Linked DNA regions of Homo sapiens: region 2 is linked to region 1. Evidence: read pairs that join two places in POLR2A ChIA-PET (ENCODE). Cell type or tissue: GM12878. All regions are shown on one strand. Each heading gives the region's core, and the rest is flanking DNA. Links, peaks and the distances in the headings are about the cores only.

Evidence for each region. ChIA-PET counts read pairs that join two places held together with the same protein. Peaks named below come from ENCODE experiments on the same cell type or tissue, not always from the same donor. Only the 100,000 strongest peaks of a DNase experiment are listed, where the experiment ranks them.
Region 2: POLR2A ChIA-PET joins it to region 1 with 5 read pairs; 1 of 35 experiments calls an interaction of 5 or more read pairs at or near these places.

The regions. Positions count from the first base shown.
Region 1 is chr1:167,750,559-167,755,942 of GRCh38, forward strand. All of the region lies in intron 1 of MPZL1 (myelin protein zero like 1), which reads left to right. Among named protein-coding and RNA genes, the nearest start is that of MPZL1, 31 kb to the left of the region's middle. RefSeq lists an enhancer at 2,524-2,643. In GM12878, for the core only: no CTCF peak of the experiment used is centred there; a DNase peak (open chromatin) is centred at 2,773; H3K4me3 peaks cover 1,374 bases; H3K27ac peaks cover 1,490 bases.
Region 2 is chr1:167,674,266-167,679,649 of GRCh38, forward strand. All of the region lies in intron 1 of RCSD1 (RCSD domain containing 1), which reads left to right. Among named protein-coding and RNA genes, the nearest start is that of TRP-CGG1-1, 38 kb to the right of the region's middle. In GM12878, for the core only: a CTCF peak has its summit at 2,029; DNase peaks (open chromatin) are centred at 2,176 and 2,676; H3K4me3 peaks cover 550 bases; H3K27ac peaks cover 5,000 bases.

The DNA.
Region 1 (5,384 bases), core at 284-5,283:
CTTCCTCCCCCTCCCACCTTGTATATGTGTTTCTGTACCACATGGAAGCAGTAAAAATGCCGTTCCTTTATTTATAAATAATTTAACATGTATTTCCTGAAGACTAAGGACATCATGTTATATAACCACAGTGTAATTATCAAAATTAGGAAATGAATATTGAAACAGTAACAGTACTGTTATCTAATATATAGAGTTTATTTGGATGATGCCCGTTGATCCAATAATGTCCATTAGAGCAGAAGAAAATCCAGAATCATGTGATTCACTTAGCCATCATGTCTCTTTCATCACCTTTAGTCTGCAGCATTTCCTGAGTCATTTTCTTTAAAGTTTTACATTAATATTTTTAATGTATATTATATAAGCCAGTTACATAGTAGATTGCCCCTCATTCAAGTGTGTCTGATGATTTAGGCTATCCATATTTGGCAGGAACACCACGGAAGTAATGTTCTGTTCTTCTCAGTACCTGATCTAAGGAGAAAGGTGCTGCTTATTTGTTCCACTGCTGGTGATGTTGACTTTGATCCTTGGTTAAGGTGTTGTCTGCCATGTTTCTCCACTCTAAAGTAACTATTTTTTTCCCCTTTGTAATTAATAACTATCTTATGGGTAATTCTTTGAAACTAGGCAACTATCATGTTTCTCCTTAAACTTTCACTCACCATATTATCTTTTTATGAAGACAGAAGGAAAATAATACATTTTAGTAAGAGTCCCATCAAAATGGTTGTGATGTTTAAAAAAATAACTTCAAGGAACATGGAGTAGTCATTTGACAGATATAATCATGTAGAATTACTTACTATCAGAAATTAAATGTATGCGCCGGGCGCGGTGGCTCACGTCTGTAATCCCAGCACTTTGGGAGGCTGAGGTGGGCGGATCACTTGAGGTCAGGAGTTCGAGACCATCCTGGCCAACATGGTGAAACCCCATCTCTACTAAAGATACAAAAAATTAGCCGGGCGTGGTGGCTCGCGCCTGTAATCCCAGCTACTCAGGAGGCTGAGGCAGGAGAATCGCTTGAACCTAGGAGGCAGAGGTTGCAGTGAGCCGAGATGGCACCATTGCACTCCAGCCTGGGCGACAGGACGAGACTCCATCTCAAAAAAAAAAAAAAAAGAAAAGAAATTAAATGTATGCAATACTTAGTTTTTAAAAATATCCCTCACATATCTAAAGTCAATTTGCAGGTTTATACATGTAAAAATAATTTCATTTGTTAGTAGTATTGTTTTTGAAAGATTTAGAGATGAGTCACTCATGGAAATTTTTCTATTTTTCCAGTATTGGAGGCAGAATGAAACTAACAAAAATCCTTTGGGGAAAAAATTATTCCAATAAATTTTCCAGTAATTATTCCAAATGTCTCTTCTTTTCCTCCCTTTTTTGTGTATCTTTACAACTCAACCAAAAAGTCCACTGTTACTATATCAAGCCTGCTTAAGAATCCTCCGTGATGCCCACTTCCTACAGGATCAAGTTCCAGCTCATCTGAATTCAGACTACCTTTTCATCTTAAAACTTTTCCTCTATTCCAGCCAAATTCATCTTCATAATTCATCTTTAAACATCATCTCATGTTTTTCTGTCTCTGCAAAATGCCCTTTCAATCTATTTTGAGTCTTCTCAGTATACCAGATAAAATTCAAGTGCATCTTTCATAAAATATTCCCTGACCTCTTCATTTTTCAAATTTTGACTTTAATTAGCTACATATAGTCTATTTGCTACTTCAGGGGGATGGTTTAGTAGGAACTTACCTTAGGGAAGATAAGGTGGCATAAATAACAATAAGATACAGACCAGGCAGTGCTGACTCCCTGCTTGGAGGGCCATTTTCCCATGCCCTGCACTGTGCCATACCCTGCACACTGTAGGACACAAAGTTTGTTGTACACATTCTTGTGTATATTTCCATGTACAGTATCTAATGAGACTCATCCCACTCAGAACTTAGGACTTATTATATATTCAATAAATGAATTGTTCAGTTGATACTGTCTTTTAAAAATTCTGATAAAGCCAGCATCTCAATAGGAAGCAGGGGCAGATGTTTCCATTCCTCCCTCATATTTTACTTTCTGTTCAAGGGTGAGTGTTTACACTTTGAACTCTTTCTGGCAGTGATGAATCAGTGCTGATTAATCAATACTCTTTTGCCAGATTTTTCTAGGAGCCAGAGAGAGCTTGACTGGGGTCAGGCATCCATTTAAGGGCAGGTTGGTTTCCTTATTTTAGGAAAAAAAATAGTGCTTATATGTTTCATTAATCATAACTTCACTTTACAGGAATCCAAAAAATTTAGTGTTATCTGTTCACTCCTTTTGAAGTGTTCTTTGAGAGCTCTCTGACCACCAGGAAGTGTAGTAGGTGCTAGGCACACTGAAGCCAAGTAAGGTGTAGTTCCATGGCTCAAGGAGTTGTGAGTCTAACAGGGGAGCTGAAGTTAATTGCAAGGGAGATTGTGCTTTTCACTGAAAGGTGTGTCTTCGGTAGACTACAGCCATAGAGTCGTGTGAGAATTACTGAAGAGTGTGGCAGAAGAAAAGGTGGTAAGATCAGGGAGGGCTTTACCAAAGTCACGTTCAGGTGGAGTCTTGAAATTCTGTAAGCTTTCAGAGGTGGGCCTTGTTCCAAGCTGTGTGAGTATAGCCCTGAGGTAAGCTGGCTGCGTGGCATGTTGAAGGAAGTGAGAGCAAGCTGATACCAGCTCGCCACCAACAGCCTTTGCCAAATGTAAAGCAGGAAAAGGAGGGTTACTTTGAAAAGCCTAGTGTGCCATGCTGAGAATGATGGACTTTATGAAGCAATGGAGGAGCTTTTAAATGTGTTTTCAATAAGAAATTGTCATGGACAAATCAGCATTGAATTCAGATCTCATTAAAAACGTGTCCAAAGGATAACTCGACAGTAAACATATCTCGAAAGTACCCATGGCTGTAAAAAAGGCGAAGTATTTCTTTCTCCATTTAATTTACCCTCCCCTGGGTGATTGGTTTGTGGTTAGGCCGTTTGTCCAGCTGCAGCAGACTGGTTTTACACCCTGAAGTAAACTTGAATTTCTTTTTTTTTTTTTGAGACGGAGTCTCGCTCTGTCACCCAGGCTGGATGGAGTGCAGCGGTGCGATCTCGGCTCACTGCAACCTCCGCCTCCCAGGTTTAAGCGATTCTCCTACCTCAGTCTCCCAGGTAGCTGGGATTACAGGTGCCCGCCATCACGCCGGGCTAATTTTCGTATTTTTAGTAGAGATGGGATTTCACCATGTTGGCCAGGTTGGTCTCGAACTCCTGACCTCAGGTGATCCACCTGCCTCAGCTTCCCAAAGTGTTGGGATTACAGGTGTGAGCCACTGCGCCTGGCCTTTGAATTTCTTAAAACCAAGCAGAACAGTGATTTTCAAGCTCTCTTCATTAGATTCTAGCAGCTGGAGTTTATTTATTTATTTATTTGAGACAGTCTCACTCTGTTGCCCAGGCTGGAGTGCAGTGGCGTGATCTCCGTTCGCTGCAACCTCTGCCTCCTGGGCTCAAGCAATCCTCCCCGCTCAGCCTCCCAAGTAGCTGAGATTACAGGTGTGCGCCATGAGGCTCAGCTAATTTTTTTTATTTTTGGTAGAGATGGGGTTTCACCATGTTGCCCAGGCTGGTCTTGAACTCCTGAGCTCAAGCGATCCACCCACCTCAGCCTCCCAAAGTGCTGGGATTATAGGCGTGAGCCACTGCACCTGGCACAGCTGCATTTTAGAGCTTCCAAATGCTTAGTGCGTATTTCATTTGTTTCCAAAGTACATTTTAAACCATTAAAATCACAATAAAAAATAGCACACACACTTGTGGGTGGTTATATGAATAATTCGTGGACTTTGGACACCAATGTCCTGTTAACTCAGGCTGCCAGTGCAGTCTTCAGAATAAAGTAGATTTTTGTAATTTCTCTGCCGACATGTAAACTTATACAAGTGTGTTATTGATTAAGAAGCTGAGTAGAGCACTGCCCTGGTATTTTGAAAAGTTCAGGTTCATGCATGTGCACTAATAATGTATTTTACAAGTGAACATACCTATACCTACAGTCAATCAAATGCCAGGCAAGGTGTGGCTCGTCTGCTTCAGGCATGGTCTTATTGTATAATAGCATCGTAAGTGAAGTCCCAACATCTCATTTGTATGCTGGGTAGTAATTACATGTTTCAAATCACCTGGGGGCCTTTTAAAAATCCTGATACCCAGGCCATACCCCTTACCAATTAAATCAGAATTCCTGGAGGTAGGGGTGGGACCCAGGCATTAGTATTCTTTTAAGAGTTAGACTGTTTAGAGCAGTTATGGTTTACAGCAAAATAGAGCAGAAGGTACAGATTTCCCATCTGTCTCCTCCATGGCCTCTCCTATTATTGGTATCCCCCACCAGAGTGATACATTGTTACAGTTGGTGAACCTACAGTAACACATCATTATCACCCAAAGACCATTATATTTACGTTAGGGTTCCTTCTTTCTGTTGTACGTTGTATGGGTTTCAACAGATGTACAATGACATATATCTATTATTATAATATCATATAGAGTAATTTAGTATTTTTCAGTAGTTTCAGTAGGCATCAGTATTTTTAAATTTTTAAAAATTTTTTGCTGTATTTTGGAGGAGAGGAATATATTCTTATTGCCATCGACCGTAGGCGTATTCTTTCCAATCTCTTGTTCTGTCCTTCTAGTAATAATTGTATTGGCTTTTCTGGTTTCAGTTAAATTTTGGTTCACATATCTTCAAACATACTATAAACCTGATAAGATTTGAGAGCCCAGAAAGATAAGTTTAAGGTACAGTGGTCTTTTTCCTGAAGAGCAATTTTAATATGCCATTTCAGCACCTGGGAAGTGTAAAATATGTGAGAGTGTTATTTTCTTATCTATCAGATATGCCTCCAGAGCTTTCAACATGTTCTTTATGTTAAGCATTTTAGTCCCCTGTACTCTAGCAGAAGTAAAATCTGATTTTTCCTACCAAAAGTTCCTTATTTTCATCTGCTTGCTAAGAACCAAGAAATGTTTGGATGCTTTATGCAGATGATACAATTCAAACTAACTGCAACTGGGGCATTTGTGTTGCCTGCTTCATGTTTTGAGCCTTTAGTATTTAATGGAAGCCCTGCGCTGTGGAAAGTCTCCTAATAGCACTTTGTGCATCCCAGGGGCCAGCCACGGTGCTTCTGCAGCCGCACTGTAGATGTTTGTTTATTTGTCTCCACTAGGCTGTCCAGTACATTTAGAGGCTGAGTCTCAGTGTGTGTTTGAAAGAATGAATGGTTGATTGAAGAAAGGAGACCATTTGCAGGAGAGAGAGAGAGATGAACAGTACATATATAGAGGAGGGC
Region 2 (5,384 bases), core at 246-5,245, 76 kb before region 1:
TGGAAGAGACTGCTCAGATGTGTCTGCAGCTGCAAGGCATGCTGGAGGCAGGGAAGGGCTGAGCCTGTGGGTGGAGGGTGCTGAGCATGAGGGAAGGAAAGTCACGAACATGGAAGTAAAGCCAATTTCCCTCCATTGGCCCCTCCTACCCACAATCCAACAGACTGGCTGTAAGGACCTGACAATTTTTAAAAATAACAGTTTTATTGAGATATCGTTTACATACATGTCACCTATTTAAAGTGTACAATGAAATACTTTTTGGTATGTTCACAGACTGTGCAACCACCACCACAGTCAATTTTAGAACATTTTCATCACTGAAAAAGAAGAAAGCCTGTAGGCTTTAGCTATCACCCCACCTCCTGTCTTCCTATCTCCTCTAGGCAACTATTAACCTACTTTCTTTCTCTCTGAATTTGCCTATTCTGGACATGTCATAACAATGAAATCACATAATATGTGGTCTTTTGTGATGGGCTTCTTTCACTTAGCGTAATGTTTTCAAGGTTTATCACATTTACTATGTATTAGAGCTTCATTCCTTTTTATAGGTGAAAAATATTCCACTGTATGGCTGTGTCACATTTTGTTTCTCCATTTGTCAGTGAATGGACATTGTATTAGTCTGTTCTCATGCTGCTAATAAAGACATATCCAGCCGGGTGCGGTGGCTCACACCTGTAATCCCAGCACTTTGGGAGGCTGAGGTGGGTGAATCACAAAGTCAGGAGATCAAGACCATCCTGGCTAACACAGTGAAACCCCATCTCTACTAAAAATACAAAAAATTAGCTGGGCCTGGTGGCACGTGCCTGTAGTCCCAGCTACTTCGGAGGCTGAGGCAGGAGAGCTGCTTGAACCCAGGAGGTGGAGGTTGCAGTGAGCCGAGATCTCACCACTGCACTTCAGCCAGGGTGACAGAATGAGACTCCATCTCGGAAAAAAAAAAAAAAAAAAAAAAAAAGCATACCCAAGACTGGGTAATTTATAAAGGAATGAGGTTTAATGGACTCACAGTTCCACATGGCTGGGTGGGCCTCACAAGCATGGCGGAAGGCAAAAGAGAAGCAAAGACACGGCCTACATGGCGGCAGGCAAGAGAGCTTTTGCAGGGGAACTCCCCTTTATAAAACCATCAGATTTCATGAGACTTATTCACTACCATGAGAACAGCATGGGAAACAACTGCTCCCATAATTCAATTACCTCCCACCTGGTCCCTCCTATTAAACATGAGAATTATTAGAGCTAGAATTCAAGATGAGATTTGGGCGGGGACACAGCCAAACCATGTCAGACATGGACTTGATATTTTGGTTCAGCTGTTTGACTTGACCCAGAGCTCTGGACAGCTGGGATGTGTGAGTATTCAAAACCCTTGTCGTGACCCTAAAAGCCATAAAACGAAACTCAGCTGTATTTATTTTTTAATTGCTAGATACCACGCACATCCATCTCTCAGGGATGATATGAGCTCAGGGTTGGGGTGAGAGTGTCTGTTAAGCTCTTGCCTTAGTAATAAAATAGCCCACCAAAATCGCTGAGTCCAGATGGTCCATTCTTGAGCAAAGAATGGCTGCAAGCAGCAAGGAGCACATCTTAGCTAGCTGGGGCTCTATCTGGGACTTCTGTATCCAAGATGGGATGGAAGGACAGGAGAAGATTAGACATCTAGGATGCAAGCCTAGGCATCCCTCAGAGTATTCAGGAATGCTGCTAGCCCCATAGCCAACATCCAGTAATAGCTAACAATTATCAAACACTTCCTACATGCTAGGCCCTGTTCTAAGCATTTCACCTACAAAAACTCATTAAATCCTTCCAATGAGCCTGTAACATAACTACTATCATCATCATTCCGTTTTACAGATAGGCAATCTGAGGCACGGACAAGTTAGGTAACTTGTCCAAGGCCATAGAACTAGTAAATGTAGAGCTGGGATTTGAACCCAGACAGTCTGGCTCAAAGCCTGAGCTCTGTGCTTCCCTTCATAGAGCAGTGTAAAGCATAGTGCACCCTCCAGGGCAGACAGTGCATCAGCCTCCTTCCTGCCATCCATGGAAGAAGGGCGGTGCCACTGCCAGAAAACAAGATGAGTGTTTGCATATTGGGTTGAACCAAAGGATGATAGATGTTAATGGCCTCATTTACAAACAAGGAAACTGAGACTCAGAGAGGTTCACACCCAACATATATCAGAAGCAAGACTGAAACCCAGATCTGACTCTGAATTTGTTGTTCTTTGTGCTTTCCCACCCCCACCAGACTCAAAATAATTTCTTTTCTTTCTTTATGCTTGTACAACAGTTGGCACATTTTAGAGACAAATTTCCCACCATCATCTCCCAAATTACACTGATAAAATCCTGTCACTGCAATGGCATTCTGGATGAACATCTCCCTCTTCTCTATGGTCCCCTGCTGGCACCTGGGAATTTGCCCAGACACTAGCCATCACTACTAAACCCACAGACCCCCACCTGGAGGACCCTCCCAGGCACCAGAGGCTGTGAACTATGCTGATTTTAAAACCACTGAAGCAGCCAGGACTGTTTCCCACAGTGTGAGAACAGCTAAACCCTGTCCGTAATATTGGGTGACAATGCCAAGTCCTGGGAGCAAATGGGAAGCCCTGGAGGTTCCAAACAGGGACACACTCCCAGGCTCAATGCCTGCGTGTGGGTCCTTTGTGTGAGTGGAGCACCTCCTGGGATTCTCCCTGGGAGCCAGTTGCAGAGACCAAGGACCTGCCATTTTCAGATCCTTAAAGCCTACAAGTGGTTAGGTAGGGGACATCTGGGACTTTTTTGGTTCTGTGTGAGATATCTGATTACATGTATTTGTTAATATATGCTTGTTTCAATTCCTCTACCTTATCTATTTCTTGCAGTTCTTCTTTACCTCTCTGTATTCTCCTCACCCCTGAAAAAGGCTGTTCACTCCTTGAGGGCCGTCACGGTTACCCCAATGCATTCTACAGTGTCTACAGATGCTCAGGAAGGGGTGATTAAATGACCCGACAATGTGGATGGGGCACGCAACATTCATGAGTGACATTCAGGATTTCTTACCCTCTATCACTTTAGCCAAAGAAATCTTCTGGCCCTAAGCCATGTGAACCAAAATTATCTGAGACAGGTCTTTATTCAGAAAGTTTATTTTGCCAAAGTTAAGCATGTGCCCCCAGGAGGCAGGTCTGTGCCTTTCGCCAAAGATGATGTTGAAGCCTTTAATATTTAAAGAGGAAAGGATGAATATTGGGGAAACAGGAAGAAATTTTTAAAAGGTGTGGGTAGATAAGAGACAAATGGTTTCACTCTTTTCAGACTTTGATCAGCCTTTCACCAGATACACAATTTACATGTGAGAGATGAGTAGAGGAAACAGTCCACCTATTGCCTCCATAGCTCAGTGAATCTGCATTTTTATATCAGAGGAAGCAATCTGATATGCATTTGTCTCAGGTGAGCAGGAGACTGACTTAGAGTTCTGTCCTTTGTCCCGCACCTGTGAAGATAAGCTATCAATTTACATTGTCAGGGTAAAATTCAACAAAACTGTTTAGGGAAAAGATCTTGAGGCCCACAAGGAATTTTCTAGTGGGAAAAATTATGAGGGGGGTATGTCGCTTTTTAATCTTTGTTTATCTTATTCAGGAATAAAGTGGGAGGCAGATTTGCCTGATGCGTTTCACAGCTTGACTTTTCCCTTTGGATTAGTGATTTTGCAGTCTGAGGTTTATTTTCCTTTCAAGCCCATCCCATCTGCATTCTACACCAAAATGCCCTCCAGGCTCCCACTGGAATAACAGGACCAGTCCCCTCACATTGAGAATGAAAGGCAGCTTAGGGTGACTAAGGAGACATCCCAGACCTCAGTCTTTGGGCCTCTTCTCTTCCCTATTCTCTGTTTCCTCTGACTTTATGCAGTCTCGTAACATCAACTACCATTTCTAGCTAGTGACTCTCCAAGTTTTGTTTCTGGCCTGAAACACTTCTCTGAACTCCAGACTTGGGTATATATTCAACCTCCTGCATTGCATCTCCACTTAGACGTCTAATAGACATGTCAGACTTTCATGACCAAGGAAGAACTATTCATTGCCCAACTAGCCCCACCCACCCCTCTCTCCCCAACATGGCTTTCAACCCAGAAGCAAATACCCCATGCATCCCGTTATCCAAGTCAAACCTTCAGGAGTCATCCATGATTCTTCTCTTTCCCTTGCTCACACCCATGCATCAGTAATTCCCAGCAGCCTGACCTTCAAATCCCATCCCCCTGCACAAGCCCTGTTCACTCCCGCACCCAATCTCAGCTGGACCGCTGCCAGCACCTGCCTCTGCTCACCCTCTTCCACTCCTGTCCCTCCTCCACAGACAGCTCCTTGATGCGCGACTCAGGTCACGTCCCTCCTTGAAACCCTCCAAATGACATCCTGCTGGTTCAAGATAAAACACAAACTGCGCGCTCTGGTCCATGAGGCCCAATGTAGCTGGCCTCACACTACCACTCGCATCTTCCCGCCCCCTCTTGTTGTCCCTGCCACCCTTCTCTTTTCTCTGCCCCTCAACCTTTGTTTCTGTCTGTGCTTCTGCTCAGAACAATTTTCCTTTTCTCTTTTCCCCAACTGGGATTCAACTCATGTGCTCTCTCTTCAGAGATGTCTTCCCACATTCCCATAAAATAAGTGCCCTGTTTTATTTTCTTCACAGCGTTTAACAAAGCGTCTTATGGTTTCGCTGTGTACCTGTTTATTGCTGAAGTAGCAACTTCTGAAGGGCAAGGACTGTCTTGTTCACTGATGTATCTCAGGGCCTAGACCAGTAAATGCCTATTAACAAGAGACTAAGTTAACTCTTCCAGTAAAGGCATAGAGTTAGTACAGCATGTTGGTGTGGAAAGAGCTTTGGAATCCAGAAAATTCTCATGCCTGCACTTACTGACTTGAATAGTAACTTACTTAGCAACTCTAGGCCCCAGTTTCCTCTTTTAGAGAGGTAAGAATTACAGAAAATATATCAAAGGCTGTAAGGACAGTGCCTCCCACATAGGAGGTACTCTGGTAGATGAGCAGGTCAAATGGACCTACCTGGTTCCCAGTCCAGAACCCTTTCCATCCTCCTAGGATAGTAATGGTCAAACATTGGGATACATTGAAGAACTAGGGATAACTAAGGACATAAAGGAAGATTCTAGAGTCATTGCAGTATTTCAGAGAGATTCTATGGTGGTCTTTTTGAAGTGATGATTTAAGCGTGGTCACACTGGAAGGGGTGATCCCCTTCAGTTCTGGAGGAGTGAAGAAGCAAACATACCTCAGACCTTTGAGGCTCTGGGCTCTGGCCTATTTCTGGTGAGAGAGAGAAACTTCCTTTTG